2 separate regions of the Homo sapiens genome follow, and region 2 is linked to region 1. A link is a loop called in an ENCODE intact Hi-C map of the cell type or tissue named here. Cell type or tissue: lower leg skin. All regions are shown on one strand. Links, peaks and the distances in the headings refer to the core of each region. The heading gives the core; the rest is flanking DNA.

Region 1 (8,347 bases), core at 79-8,078:
TAGAATTACATGAATTGGTTTGTGATTTAAAAATACTTAAATGATATCAAGTAAGTCAAGCCTTGAGATATAACAATGCTGAGTCTGGTATGATGCACACTTAGGGAACTACTACAATATTCCAGGCAAGAGACAATGGAGAGGTAACCATGGCTAGAATGATGGCACCAAAAAGCGGGAAAGAAAAGATGGGAGTGAGAAATAGAAATAGTATTGAGATAAGAACAAGAAAGATCAGGGTGTGGGAAAGACATGAGTGTTAGTCTGTTTTGCAGTGCCATGCAGGAATACCCGAGGCTGGGTACTCTATATATTAAAAAAAGAGTTCTTTGGCTCATAGTTCTACAGCCTATACAGGAAACATAGTGCTGGCATCTGTTTCTGGTGACAGCCTCAGGAAGTTTCCAGTCATAGCTGAAGTCAAAGGGGCAGCGAGTGTATTACTTGGCAAGAGAGAACACAAGAGAGAAAGGAGGGAGGTCCCAGTCTCAAAACAATCAGCTCTCTTGTGAACTAACAGAGTGAGAACTCGTTCATTACCATGGGAAGGCACCAAGCCATTCATGAACAATCCAGTCCCATAACCCAAATATCTCCCACCAGGCCCCACTTTCAACACTGGGGATCTCATTTCAATATGAGATTTGGAGGGGACATACATCCAAACTATAACAGCATATAAGATTCTTAGATAACTCTAAGCTTTTGAGGTGAAATGGTGGAATAGTTACAGTGTTAATAGAAACAAATATCTGGATACACTGGTTTTGAAAAGAAAGATAATGAGTTAAGCTTTAAACATGAGTTTGGTACAATCCCAACAGAGATACTGAGAAAGTAACTGAGAACCATGTATCTGCTCAATGGTGATATTAGAAGTTATATAGTTATAATTCCATCCAAAGGAAAAATGAAGAAAATACTGGTGGGAATAGAACCTTCTGGAATGATTATCTTTAATGATTTGTAGGTCGCTGGTACTTATTGAGAGAGTGGTTTTAACAGAATGTGGTGTGCCGTTAAAAAGTACTCGAGTTCTAGGTATAACTTAGTTTCGAAACAGTATTTCTAAGGCTATTTTAATTAATTGTGACATTTGGTTCCAATTTTTGATTGTTTTTTACTTCCCTTCCTATTTATCACTCTTTCAGAGATTTTTCTCACCTCCTGGGCATTTACCAAACAATTGTTTCCAGAAATAGTCACAGGATGAATGAACTGTATTCAAACAGTCTAGTTTCATTTTTTCCATTGACAGAGGCATCTTCCAAAGTTTCTGGGTTTTAGATACGACTTTGCTACAGTGATTTTAGTGATAATGCCTAATATGTTTATTTATTTTAGCTACGTCCGTTGAATTAATGGAATTAGTTTACTTTTTTCTTTTTAACTAGTCATCAGTCTTTCAAGCACATAATGTAGCTAGTCCCGCAGATACAACAATATCACTTGGTATTTCATGTACTGAAGTCCTTTATCTGGAACATTTATATGATCTAATTCATGTCTTTACAGACATGCTTTCTCCTTAAAGTAGTGCTCTAAAATTGTCGTAATGAATCCTAAATATTTGGCATTTAGTTTAAACATTTTTATTTGCTCAGTTATAGGCCAGGTGCAGTAGCTGACCCCTGTAATCCCAGCACTTAGGGAGGCTGAGGCAGGAGGATCACTTGAGCCCAAGAGTTTGAGACCAGCTTTGTCAACATAGCAAGAACTAGTCTCTACAAAATATTAAAATATTAGCTGGGTGTGGTGGTGTGCATCTGTAGTCCCAGCTACTCAGGAGGCTGAGGTGGGAGGATCGCTTGAGCCTGGGAGGTCAAGGCTGCAGTGAGCTATGATGGCACGACTTTGCCCCAGCTTGGATGACAAAGTGAGACCCTGTCTCAAATAAATAAATAAAATAAAAGATGAAAATATATATTTGCTCAATTACGATGTTCACATGCAGAATAATCATAAAATCTTAAATCTAGAAGAGGCTTTGGAGAAAATTAATGCACATCATTTGACACAGGAGGAATAAGAATCTCAGAAACATTAGGAGACTAGGTAAAAGTCACATGGCATGTTAACACATGGTACATGATTGAATGTTATATAGTTACAAGGACAAACACATAAGTTACTTGCCTATTTCAGTCATTCTAAATACTAGATTTTCATTATGGACATCATATTAGGAACTGATGAGAAATCATCAAGCGATAACATTGTTCTTGTCCTCTAGAACACACATACCTGGGGAAAATCTTTGCTGTGCCATCTGTAGAATCTAACATAGAGACTGGGCATGGTGGCTCACACCTGTAATCCCAGCACTTTGGGAGGCTGAGATGGGTGGATCTCTTGAGGCCAGGAGTTTGAGACCAGTCTGGCCAACATGGTGAAACCATGTCTCTACTAAAAATACAAAAATTAGCCAGGCGTGGTGGAGCACACCTGTAACTCCAGCTACTTGAGACACTGAGGCAGGAGAATTGCTTGAACCCAGGAGGCAGAGGCTGCAGTGAGCCGAGATGGCACCACTATACTCCAGCATGGGTGACAGAGAGACTTTGTCTCAACAACAACAACAACAAGAAAAAGAATCTAACATAGAAAGTTGTCAGTGCTGGATGAAGGAAAAATGATTAAATGATTTTCATCAATGAAATGCCTTTTCTTCATTACATGATAAGATTAGCAACAGAAAAGCCAATCAAGGGATTTTATAGATTAATATATTTGAAATAAAGCAGTTAAACCCATCATCAAGTGCCAGTTGCTGTGAGAGTTCACTTCAAACAAAATAAATTGCTGCCATTTTATTGTCAAAAAGGCATGATAGGAGGATTGGAAAATTCAGCTGTTTTCCCCCCTTTTTTCTTCATTTAGGAAATGACTATACTTCTCACTCAATGCCAGAAAAAGAGGGTTATCTACAAAGGCACCTTGAAGCTAGTATATATGAAAACAGTAAATCTTAGATATTCAATCTAATGGCACAAGGTTTTGAAAAATACTGCATACGATTTAAACTTAACTCAGATTAGCATCTTAGGTTATTGAAGATCAGATAAATTTGGGGGGAAGTAAGTAATGGTTAATAAAGGAACTTAGTGCTAGAATAGCGGAAGAGAGATGTAGTATCGTTTCCCGTTGTACAGTGTAGTTTTCATTTTTTTTCCTTCTAAATAATTTATTTTAATTGAAAAATTGCTTTTGGTTATGTGTGGGATAAAAGGTATGGACCATTAGAAAAGAAACCACAGTAAACTGTGCCAACATTATATTAAGCCACCATGATTGAGGGACACGAATACAGTTTTGGACTAAGATTAATTTTCAGGGGACTATTTAAATTAGTTCTGTTTAGTGTTGAGTAAATGCTTGGACATTTACCCTTACGGCCTGAAAACCATGTATTCCCACAGAGTAGTAAACGATTCTGGATCTGGCCACAGTGTGGCGATGTTGCAGCACAGATTCACCTTGCCCTGCTGAAGGACTGCTGAGTTCTCACACTTGAAACATGAATTTCCACTGCCTGCGCTGACTTTCCTTTCCATTTAATAATACCTTATGATAAACTAGGGTTTTTATTTTCTAGCATAATTTCATAAGTGTGTGTGGCACACTTCTGTTGTTGTTGGTAGAGAACTTTAGAATTTGTATGCATCTGGCACCTCTAAATGTTCACATGTAACATGATACTTTTAACTGTTGTATCCTCCATACTCTAACAGGGAATCCATGTACCATCGCAGTTTCTCACTCATTTGTGGGATCTAAAATTCAAAACAATTAAACTTATGGACATAGAGAGTAGAAGGATGGTTACCAGAGACTGGGAAGGGTAGTGGGGGGCTGAGAGGGTGGTGGGGATGATTAATGGGTACAAAAAATAGTTAAAAAGAATGAATAAGCCCTACCATTTGATAGCACAACAGGGTGACTGTAGTCATTAATAGTTTAATGGTACATTTAAAAATAACTAAAAGAGCATAATTGGAGTGTTTGTAACACACAAGATAAATGCTTGAGAGGATGGATACCCCATTCTCCATGGTGTGCTTATTTCACATCGCATGCCTGTATCAAAACATTGTATGTACCCCATAAATATATACATCTACTATGTAATCACAAAAATTAAAAATAAAAAAGTTTGAAAAACAAACAAGGAATTTATGTAATGCTAAATAAACCAATTTCAATATATAATGCTTTTGAAGGATCCACTTGGACATATGGAATAATAGCAAATACCACCACAGTTCGTGAGTTTCATCCAAGAATGAAATGACACTTGTTGTAAACAGCATTCATGAATTCATGTGCAAAGCTAGCTGTTCATTCACTCCACAAATGTGAAGTGCCTACTCTGTGCCAGACACTCTTTCTGGATATGCAGAGATAGACAAAATATACTTGATACTTGCGTAGTGGAGCAGAGTGACATTAAAAAGCTATAATAACAAATCCATAATTACTACCTGTGGTTAACTTAATGAAGATACATTGAAATAGTATAAGCTGATTCAGATGGGAAGAGAGGAGAGAGGGAGATGAAAAGAAGGCTAACCAGGTAAAGAACGTTTCCAGGCAGAAAGAACAGCATTTGAGTAGGTTCTGAGGGGAGTTTGGCCAAATCAAGAAACTGAAACAATGTTACCAAGTTAATAGGGCTTAAACGTTTCTGAGAAGGGTGGAAGGAGAGTAGCAGACGACTTGCTGGATTAGCAGGGGCCAAAACAACCAGGCCCATCCATGAGTGAAATGACAAGGATCATAGATTTTATTCCTAGTCCTGTGGGAAGCTGTTGGAAGGTTTATGAGAAGGAGAGCAAGAAGATCAGGTTTTTTTGTCATACTATAAACTATGTAAATTCCAATCCTAACATTAAAATCTTTAAGGATTTTTTATGAGCTTTATTTTTTCTTTGGTTTTATATTTTTTTCCCAAGAAAACCTTGGACATGGGATGCTTGAAGTGTAAGGTATAGAGCTTTTCAGTTAAAGCGTGCACACACACACATACAAACACACACACACTCACTCCCTTGAAAATGTATTTGATTCTGGTGATAATGTTCTACTTTTATATTGCAACATCACTCGCCATTCACCATTGAGTTTGTGTAATTTGATAGTTGAAAAGAATTTACCTTTATCTAAAAAAGAATTAGTATAGTATTAAACTGTATTTTTTCAATGTTTATTATATTTACCATTCAGGAGGAAAAAAGAACCAAAAACCCCTCAAACATTGTGTTCAATATATAATTGGAAGGAATATAGGTCCTTTAAGCTCAACGGAATATCTTTTGGCACAGTGAGGAAGCCTAGGCCCCTCCCTTATCGAATGAATTTGCTACATCACTGCGCAGACTATTTTCCAGGCTTACGCAGTGTCCGAGAATTCCAGTACATTTCTTACCACACAGTGTGTCTTGTAGAGTGATGGTTACGTGTTGAAGTGACTGAGGGTTCATCAGAATTGGTTACATGTCTTTTTGGTGAGCTAAATACCATCTACACTAATCTGCTGCAGAGCTAGAACTTAAATGAACAACAAAGAGAATAATGTATAGTAGATATTAATGATAAGAATAAAATGACTCCACTTGCAATCTACCATCAGGAGAGAAAGTAGATCATTTACAGAAATAGATGCGTGAGAAATTTGTTTAAAATAAACAGGTCTGACTGGATGGGTAGGTCATGCTTGTAATCACAGCACTTTGGGAGGCCAAGGCCATGGATCACTTGAGAACATGAGTTCGAGACCAGCCTTGGCAACAGGGCAAAACCCTGTCTGCAAAAATATTAGCCGGGGGTGGTGGCCGTAATCCCAGCTACTTGTGAGGCTGAGGGAGAATCATTTGAGCCCAGGAAGCAGAGGTTACTGTGAGCTGAGATTGGGCCACTGCACTCCAGCCTGCCTGACAGAGCCAGACCTTGTCTCAAAAACAAACAAACAAACAGGTTTAGGGTGATTAATTGATTAACGTTTTTTAAAACTATATTTTAAAGAAATTAAATTTGAGATAAAGGTCTTTTGTATTTACCCACATATTTACTGTCTTAGCCCGTTTAGTATTTCTATTAAGGTATCTCTAAGCCTGGGTCATTGTTACAAAGAAAATAAGTTTATTTGGCTCATGGTTCTTCAGGCTTGTACAAGAAGCATGGCGCCAGCATCAGCATGTGGTGAGGACCTCAGGCTGCTTCCACTCATGGTGGAAAGAGAAGGGAAGCTGGTGTGTGCAGATCGTATGGTGAGAGAGGAAGCAGGAGAGAGGGGAGGAAGGCACGAGGCTCTTTTTTTTTTTTTTTTTTTTTTTTTTTTTTTTTTTTGAGACGGCGTTTCGCTCCGAGGCTGGAGTGCAATGGAGCGATATCGGCTCAGTGCAACCTCCGCCTCCCGAGTTCCTGCCATTCTCCGCCTAGCCTCCGGAGTAGCTGGGGTTACAGGCATGAGCCACCACGCCCGGCTAATTTTTGTATTTTTAGTAGAGACGGGGTTTCTCCATTTTGGTCAGGCTGGTCTTGAATTCGCGACCTCAGGTGATCCACCAGCCTCATGGATCCCTCAGGTGATCCACCCGCCTTGTGTAATCCCTCCCAAAGTGCTGGGATTACAGACGTGAGCCACCGCGCCCAACCTAGGAGGCTCTTTTTAACAACGAGCTCTTTAGGAACTAATAGAGCCAGAACTCACTCATTCCTTTCTCCCCAGCAGGGAGGGGACTTAATTTATTCATGAAGAAATCATCCCATTCCCTAAACACCTCTCCTTAGGCCCCACCTCCGGCATTGGGGATCAGATTTCAACATGAGATGTGGAGGGGACAAACATCCAAACTGTTGCACTAATCACTTTCGATGCTCTTCTTGCCTTAGCGTAGATTCACGTTTTCATCTAGTATAATTTTTTTTTCTGTCTGTAGAGCTTCCTTTATCGTTTTTTCCTACTTCATGTCTGTTCGCTATGAATTTTCTCAGCTATTCTTTAAAAGAAGTTCTTCATTTCACTTTTAATTTTGAAAGATATTTATTGTAAGTATAGAATTCTACGTTGATTGTTTTTTCTTTTGGCATTTTAAAGATGTAGCATCATTCTCTTATTTCTGATAATTCTTATCTTCCCCCTGCCATCATGTCTTTTCCCCATCTTTGGCTGCTTTTAAGGTTTTCCCTTTATCACTTGTTTTCAGCAATTTAATTATAATAATCTCAGAGTAGTTTTCTTCAAAAAATTTTTTTTTGCTTGGGATTTGTTAAGCCTTTTTTTTTTTTTTTTTTTTTTGAGGCGCAGTTTCACTCTTGTTGCCCAGCCTGGCGTGCAATGGCAAGAACTTGGCTCACTGCAACCTCCACCTCCCAGGTTCAAGCAATTCTTCTGCCTCAGCCTCCCGAGTAGCTGGGATTACAGGCATGCACCACCAGGTCTGGCTAATTTTGTATTTTTAGTAGAGATTGGGGTCACACCATGCTGGCCAGGCTGGTTTTGAACTCCTGACTTCAGGTGATCCACCTGCCTTGGCCTCCCAAATTGCTAGGATTACAGGTGTGAGCCACTGTGTTGGGCCTAAGCTTTTTGAATCTCTGGGTTTATAGTTTTTTTTGAATCAAATTTGAGAAAAATTCTCCAATTATTTCTTCAAATATTATTTTCATTCCACACCTCTTTCCACACTTCCTTTTTTTGAGACTCCAGTAACATGTAGCTTCGACTGCTTGATATTGTACCACAGGAAAGTGACGCTCTATTCATTGTTTTTTTCCAGTTTAATCTGCTGTCAACCCTACCAGTGAAATTTTTATTACAAATAATGTACTTTTCATTTCCATCTCATTTGATTACTTTTTACATCTCCCTTTTCTTTCCTTATTATAGTTATGTTCTTTTAAACTCTGAGCATTTTTTTTTTTGAGACAGAGTCTCTCTCTGTTGCCCAGGCTGGGGTGCAGTGGCACGATATGGGCTCACTGCAAGCTCGGCCTCCCGGGTTCAGGCCATTCTCCTGCCTCAGCCTCCTGAGCAGCTGGGACCACAGGCGCCCGCCACCACGCCCGGCTAATTTTTGTATTTTTAGTAGAGACGGGGTTTCACCGTGTTAGCCAGGATGGTCTCCATCTCCTGACCTCGTGATCCACCCGCCTTGGCCTCCCAAAGTGCTGAGATTACAGGCGTGAGCCACTGTGCCCAGCCAATTCTGAGCATATTTATAATATTCATTATAGCTGTTTTAAAGTTTTTGTCTAGTAATTTAATCATCTCTGTAATTCCTTGGTCACTTTATATTGATTATTTTTTCTGGGTTAAGGTTTATATTTTTCGCATGTTTAGTAATTT
Region 2 (8,347 bases), core at 155-8,154, 2.0 Mb after region 1:
AGTTCACATATGGTTATTTTGGCTCCATATTTAAAGCTATTGAAATGAAAATATTGATATTATTTTTAATGGGGATAACCTTTCATGCTGAGGATAGGGAAATTTCAAGATAGTCAGACTAAGCAGCATTTAAGAAGTGAGATATGACTTCCAAGACCAGTACGTAAGTGGGTCACAAGTTTATTTACATACAGTTTGCGTGTGCCCATAATAACCATGCAATCTATTCCCAAATAACTTCAGATTGATGTTTATTACTGTATCCCTTGAGGCTGTAATTTGATAATAGTGCATTTCCTTCCGTATTTCCTATAATTCTCATCTGTCTTTGAGAAACTAGAATTCCAATTTAAGAAAAAGGGAGCAGAGAGGAGAGAGAAAAGGAAATGAAAGGATGAATGAGGCAGAGAAAGGAGATAAGAGGAAGGGTACAATTTTCTGTGAGTCCTTTCTCTGTAGCTTTTACTTTTTGCACACACAAGTGATTTAAGGGAACAATCTAAACAATAGAGAACAGACTAATCCAAATATAAAATTAGAATAGACAAGATTTCCTTATTTTAATAGACAACCTCTGTGATTCTGCATACGGTATAGTTTATGCATACAAGTAAGTTAGTAAAGGGAAACAGATAGTCCATTCTCAGAAGCATCCACAGGACAACTAGGAGTTCTGTGCTTAGTTTTCAATTGCCAGATGATTTTTTTTTAACTACAGGAATTTGTATCAATAACTGATTTTCCCAAAAAGGCTCAGGAAACACGTAATGTCAAGTAGGGTCAAACAATGAAGACAGGATATGCAACTCGGCTTGGTTATGTTTAAGATAAGCAAAAGTAATGTAGAAGAGCAAGATGGTGTACTTAGATTATATAGACATTTGGAATTTCTATTATTCAAAGGGCAACCTCAAAAAACTGGTAGAAATATTTTCTCAATACAATGAATTCTTGGATAGTATGAATACCTGTCACAGGCAGAACTAACTGAAGCATTTTTGAAAACTTGAACAAGCTGCTTGAAAACACAACAATAAAAAGAAATAAGGTGTCATGAAAAATGTACAAATAATAAGAATAAATGTTTTCTGTCCTTACATTTCATGAGTACAAAATGTACAAATAATAAGAATAAATGTTTTCTGTCCCTACATTTCATGAGTACAATATAGATTATGTACTATGAAAAATGAAAATGTACAAATAATAAGAATATTATTTAAAAAATATGAAAATGTACAAATAATAAGAATAAATGTTTTCTGTCCCTACATTTCATGAGTACAATATAGATTACAAGATTTAACTCTTTTATAAATAATCAAATATATTTTATTTGCTTTCTGTTGCCTCATTTCTCTTTTAAAATATGCGTACTTCTATCTATTGATTTTATTTCACTTTGGTTGATAGGAGTTCAACCACTGACCTGTAAACTGTCCCCTTCTAAAAGATAATGCCCATGATTTTCCACTTGTCTTGAAATTTTAATATCTAGGTTACATTTTTCATCATTAAAATAGTTATTTAGTTTATTAGTAACCTTTGAAGGATGTCTTGAGCATTAATAGTAGAGTGGAAAAACACTAGAAATTATTATTTTTGCAAGAGCTATAGAAGTTAGTGAGGGGTTAATGCTACTTTATGCCTAAAGATTATAATATATGCCTGGCCATTCTTTCAATTAAAATAAAATCAAAGCAATGTCTTTAACATATATCTGTTTTCACTGAATAGTAACAATTCTATCAGTCTGTGGTGAAAGGGAAAATCTCAATATTAAGGACATAAATTGACAATATTTGCAATACGAAAGATATTCCGTGGAATAGGGACACATTTGTGGGGTTTATATTTATTTATTTATTTATTTATTTATTTATTTATTTATTTATTTATTTTTCGAGACGGAGTCTTGCTCTGTCACCCAGGCTGGAGTGCAGTGGTAGGATCTGGGCTCACTGCAACCTCCGCCACAGGCTCCCAAGTAGCTCGGATGCTACAAGCACCCCATACTCCGCGCTGATTTTTGTATTTTAAGTAGAGACGGGGTTTCACCATGTTGGCCAGGACGATTTCGAACTCCTGGCCCCATGATCCTCCCGCTTCGGCCTCCCAGAGTGCTGGGATTACAGGCACGAGCCAACGGGCACGGCCACATTCGTGTTTTAAGAGGATACTTTGGGTCATTGCGCAGTCTGAAGAGTCATTTTACTTTGCTTTCATTTATAAGACATTCATGTACTGCCATCGTGTGGTCAATCCAGCACACATCAGCTTATTTGAAATGGTATGAAAAGTCAAGAAAAAAAAAAAAGACTGTGCTATTTGTTTTGGTTCATGCTGATAGCCTTTATCTTGCCAAAAAGAGCTTAGCAAAAGAGTTAGCTGGAATATACCATAGATGTAAACCCAAGCACTTTTATTTACCAGAGGACCCAGGCGGTGTGTGTTTGAAGTCAGAACCAAGTCAATCTAGCTGATAAAACCACAGGGAGCAAATAATATTTATTATTTCCTGTTTAATATTCTGGATATTTCATATAGAAGATCTATCAAAAGTCCAAAGTTGTGTTATTTATATAACTTTTTCCAAAATCACAAGTTACAGTTAAAATGATATTTTATAACTGTAGTGCCTTTTTAATGCAACTAAAAAAAGCTGTGTGCATAAATAGACAAATACAAGTGCAGATACAGGGGAAGTCAAAGTGATTTAAATTGAAAATGTTAAAGACACAGCACAAGATCATACTTTTGTCATTTAGATAATTTCATCTGTTTTCAAGAGTACAAGATCAAATGAGGTCCAACTCCCTTCTACTTAATTTTAGTATCATCTCTAATACTGAGGGTGGGTGTAATCATTCAAATCGTAATCATGATGAAATTGTTTAATGGAATCATATCTTATAAATTAAAATCTTTCTTCCAGTCAGAACACGAAAATCAAAAGCAAAATTTGATAAAAGAGTGATTCTGGATTTAAATACAAAAGGTCTTATATTGTAAAGCCCTTAAATTGTTTTCTAGAAATAAAACCTTTCCAACATTTAAATATAGCAAAAACTACAGGGAAGCATAATTCTATTAATGACTTCTTTCACCTTAGAAAGTATCAGATGAGCTGATGAATTTTCTGCCTTCAACTGATAGTTTTAGAGAGAGAAGTATCATTTCAACTCCCATATCTTTACGTATTGTTTCAAGAAATGCCAAATGCCTTTCAAAATATTATCTCAGAATGTAAGATTTAAATACACCAACAAGTTTTAAGAGACAAAATCCTAATTTACTTTCCTTCTTTCCCTTTTTTATTGAACACTCACCACAAATTTCTTATTAGATGAAACATAAAAAGTTATCAACAAATATAAAATCAGCCTAAACATAACTATCAGTCTAAATTTTGGTCTTAAACTATCACTAATTTTATAACTTTCTTCCATTTAATACAGTCACTTCCTGCATGTTCATGAGTTTATAATGGTCATATAAAATAACTTTTCTCTCATGACCTTTAGTAGGAAAGAAAGATATTTGTATATGAGAGAAAAAGAAATGAACTAATAAGTAAATATTTTAATGAAGAAAGAAAAAATGTATTGAGTAGAGATGAAGATTATCCAATCTAAAGATTAGACATGCACTGTTCTTTTGGTTATGAGATTCTATTATGGAAAACAAAACAAACTGAGTAAATAGATATATTAAAACAGGTAGAAGTCTAGCCAAATTTTGACACTCTTGAAAGACTTAATAATGAAAAGAGATAGGTCCACAATTAAGACCAGTCTACACATTATTTAATTGCCTGCCAATCCCAGAAAAATTGAATTTAGTCACCATTATTAGATGTGGTTCAACAAGAGTGTCTTGGAAGCTGCTTATGATAGGGCTACAAATGAAAGTGTCCTAAATTTTTAACCCTCATGAAGAGATGAGGGACAACCAGAAGATCTAGCTATGGGCAACATCGAGGAAGGAGCACTGGCCAGCTTCATAAATACAAGTCTGTGTTCTAGGGAGAAGGAAGAATGGAAGCAATCTTACTCAATATTCTTTTGACTGAAAGTACAGAAACTCATTTGAGATAGTTTATGCAAAAAAAGGGTATGTATTCTGTAGATATAAGTGTATAGTGCTACTCAAAGTGATTTAGTGTTCGCCTTGGCAGTACATATACTAAAATTAGAATGATACAGAGATTAGCGTGGCCCCTGTGCAAGGATGACACGTTCTAAAAATTTATTAAAATAAAAAAAAAGATTTAAAGAGCATGATGGAATTTGGTATAGAAATTGAGAAGAAGCATTTAGAAAGTTGTGAGCAATTTGAGAAAGCAGTTTTTTGCCTGCTGATTCTTTAATAAAAAGGCATAGTCGCTGTGTGATTCCTATGGCGACTGTAACACATTACCAAAAACTTCGCGGCATAAAAAAAATTTATTCTGCCACAGTTCCGGATGCCACTCCAGCCATCCTCTTTGAAGAAGGGCCTTGAGCTAAATGAAGCATCTTTGCCCCCATAAGCAGAGAAGAGGAAATGCTTGGAATTTGCAACCACCATGCCTCCCAAGATGGTCACAAGCTAATGACTCATTGGTGTGGGAGTATGAAAGCCCAGTTCCCTTGCCTTAAGTCAGGACAAACAGTGCCTTGTAACTTACATTCCAAAATTCCCTGCTGAATCAGACTGGCATCACCCCTGCTTGAAGTGGTACCCTGGCTTCTTACCTTCCCTCCCCTCCTTCCCTCATTCCCTTGCCAATTTAACCTGGAACACTTCTTTAATAAATTATTTGCATATGAATTCCTAGCCTAATATTTCCTTATTTTGAAGAAATTTACCTAACACAAAGAGTATCTTTCTTTTTTTTTTTTTTTTTATTTTTTTTATTTTTTCGAGGCGGATTCTCGTTCTCTCTCCCAGGCTGGAGTGCAGGGGCGCGATCTCGCTCACTGCAAGCTCTGTCTCCTGGGTTCACGCCATTCTCCTGCCTCAGCCTCCCGAGTAGCTGGGACTACAGGCGCCCGCCACCACGCCTGGCTATTTTTTTGTATTTTTAGTAGAGACGGGGTTTCACCGTGTTAGCCAGGATGGTCTCGATCTCCTGACCTCGTGATCCACCCGCCTTGGCCTCCCAAAATGCTGGGATTACAGGCGTGAGCCACCACGCCCGGCCGAGAGTTATCTTTCAGATGCCTTGTTTATCGTTTCCTTAGATTGGGGAACCCAACCTAAGACAATGACTATGTGATACAAACAAAGAGCAATATGAGCAGCCAATCCCCCTTGAAGAACTGGAACCAAATCATCTCACTCTCTCTCCAGGCCACTGGAGCCTCATGGCTGCTCTGTTTCTTCCTTCACGTCTGTTTTATTTTTGTGTCTGCACACACATCTCTGCTTTATGGCACTTAACCATAGCTCTCAATCTAACTCTTCTGTTTCAATTCATGATTTCCTTTCATTTAATATAGTAACTTTTCACAGCCTTTTTAAGAATTTGAAAATAAATTTTCGTGTAAAAGAAATGTATTTCAATAAACTTTAATAGAAAAGAAAGATTACTCCATAACTCTAAAGATTACAAAACTCTTTATAGTGATAAGCCAGATTATTTCTAGTCCCATTTGTGTGGAATAAAAGTAAATATGGTTGACTCATTTTATTGATAGAAAGTGTAATGATACTGATAAAAATTAGTAGAATTATACAGTATACAAATGACTGCCAAGTCCCACGACTCTTGGAAGTTTCCTTCTCCTTTAAAAGAAAAGGTGCATGGTTTGGCTCAAGGTATGGCACTCGGTATTGTACATAGCTACCCAAGTTCAGGCTACAGGGAATATCTGCAAAGAGAGCCTTTATTGGACCTTGGAGAAAAAAGTGAGAAAAACCCTAGCTGACACAGAGGGATTTCCTGAGCAAGAGTGTATTTGTCTTTGAGAACAGAAAGAGTTTAAACTGAAAGTGACATTTTAAAAAGTGATTAACAATTACACCATTTATTGAGGAGTACAATTTTAACTTGGCCATTGGGAGTTTTATTGGTTAAAATAATTTAAGATAACGTTTTTAATATTATGATTAAATATAATATTATTACTATTTAAAAGGTAACTTTTTTACAGAGTACCTATTATATATCAAGCCCTGTATTTAAATCTCTACATGCCATAGCTCATTTACATGTCGCATTGATACTTTGATGTGGATATTATTCCTATTTTAAATATTCCAAAGCTGAAACTTAAAGAATAATAGCTCACTCACAGCTAATCATCTGGAAGGGGAACCTAGATCTCTGTCACCAGAGCCCAGGTCATTTCCACACTGCTATACCATCTTAAGCTGTCTTCTGTGTTAGCTCTTTCTCTCAGTGTGTCAATGAACAATTCTGTTTCTAAGCCAGTGCTCATTCTACTGCATCAGCTGCTTCAGCTTTACTTCTTTCTCTCTGAGAAGTTCCTCCCCATCAAGCCCATGGTGCTAATGAAAGGGATTCATGAAGAGTGAAGGACATATCACATGTACACATTGACCCATGTCATGCCCTGTCTAGTTTCTCAGAATGTGCACACATGTCCTCTGCAGGAAGTTATGAACCTTCACCTGGATCCATGTGATAAATTTCAAACAAGCTTAAGCGTTCTTGTCTCTACAATGAATTAAATGCAATTAGGCAACACACAGCAGAATATACCAAATGACCTGTCACTCCATTGTGATTATTTTATTTAAAAATAATCCTACCTGGTTATAACTTAAGCCACAGATATAAAGTGGAGAAGAGTTCTTGATTGTCCTTGAGAAAAATCAGAAATGAAAATGACTCTGTCTCATTGAAGCTTTGAATCAGAGATTACAACTTAAGAATAAACAGTCGAAAAATTACTACATTATGGAAAACCACAAAAATACACATTTTAAACTGTTAAGATGAATTAAGACATCATATAGATTAGTGAAAATAATATAAAATTTAATTATGATCCATATCACAAAGTTATTATTCCTACTTTAATTGGTGAATTTGGACCACATACACAAATTCCCAAACACCATGCATCTGTCACTGACTTCACGTTCATGACTGTGTTCCCTAATTAAAGTCTGTTTCAGTTCAGTATGCCAGAATTCGATGTTTTTGTTTTTTTTATTATTATTATTATTATTATTATTATTATTATTATAGTTTAAGTTCCAGGGTACATGTGCACAACATGCGGGTTTGTTACGTAGGTATACACGTGCCATGTTGGTTTGCTGCGCCCATTAACTCGTCATTTGCGTTAGGTATTTCTCCTAATACTATCCCTCCCCCAGCTCCCCACCCCAGGACAGGTGCCGGTGTGTGATATTTCCTGCCCTGTCCAAGTGTTCTCATTGTTCAATTTCCACCTATGAGTGAGAACATGCGGTGTTTGGTTTTCTGTCCTTGTGATAGTTTGCTGAGAATGATGGTTTCCAGCTTCATCCATGTCCCTACAAAGGACATGAACTCATCCTTTTTTATGGCTTCATAGTATTCTATGGTGTATATATGCCACATTTTCTTAATCCAGTCTATTACTGATGGACATTTGGGTTGGTTCCAAGTCTTTGCTATTGCGAATAGTGCTGCAATAAACATACGTGTGCACGTGTCTTTGTAGTAGCATGATTTATAATCTTTTGGTATATACCCAGTAATGGGATCCCTCTGTCAAATGGTATTTCTGGTTCTAGATCCTTAAGGAATCGCTACACTGTCTTCCACAATGGTTGAACTCATTTACATTCCCACCAACAGTGTGAAAGTGTTCCTATTTCTCCACGTCCTCTCCAGCATCTGTTGTTTCCTGACTTTTTAATGATCGCCATTTTAACTGGTGTGAGATGGTATCTCATTGTGGTTTTGATTTGCATTTCTCTGATGGCCAGAGATGATGATGAGAATTTTATCATGTGTCTGTTGGCTGCCTAAATGTCTTTTTTTTGAGAAGTGTTTTTTCATATCCTTTGCCCATTTTTTGATGGGCTTGTTTTTTTCTTGTAAATTTGTTTGAGTTCATTGTAGATTCTGGATATTAGCCCTTTGTCAGATGGGTAGATTGCAAAAATTTTCTCCCATTTTGTAGGTTACCTGCTCACCCTGATGGTAGTTTCATTTGCTGTGCAGAAGCTCTTTAGTTTAATTAGATCTCATTCGTCAATTTTGGCTTTTGTTGTCATTGCTTTTGGTGTTTTAGTCATGAAGTCTTTGCCCAGGCCTATGTCCTGAATGGTATCACCTAGGTTTTCTTCTAGGGTTTTTAGAGTTTTAGGTCTAACATTTAAGTCTTTAAGCCACCTTGAATTA

Evidence for each region. Hi-C counts contacts between places; a loop is a spot of excess contacts. Peaks named below come from ENCODE experiments on the same cell type or tissue, not always from the same donor. Only the 100,000 strongest peaks of a DNase experiment are listed, where the experiment ranks them.
Region 2: a loop joins it to region 1, with 7 times the contacts of the local background. A loop is called at or near these places in 63 of 110 quality-filtered maps.

Annotation. Positions count from the first base shown.
Region 1 is chr3:88,200,288-88,208,634 of GRCh38, forward strand. No RefSeq gene overlaps it. Among named protein-coding and RNA genes, the nearest start is that of C3orf38, 55 kb to the left of the region's middle. In lower leg skin, for the core only: no CTCF peak of the experiment used is centred there; a DNase peak (open chromatin) is centred at 3,459.
Region 2 is chr3:90,180,473-90,188,819 of GRCh38, forward strand. It overlaps the pseudogene RNU6-712P. Among named protein-coding and RNA genes, the nearest start is that of EPHA3, 1.1 Mb to the left of the region's middle. In lower leg skin, for the core only: no CTCF peak of the experiment used is centred there; no DNase peak of the experiment used is centred there.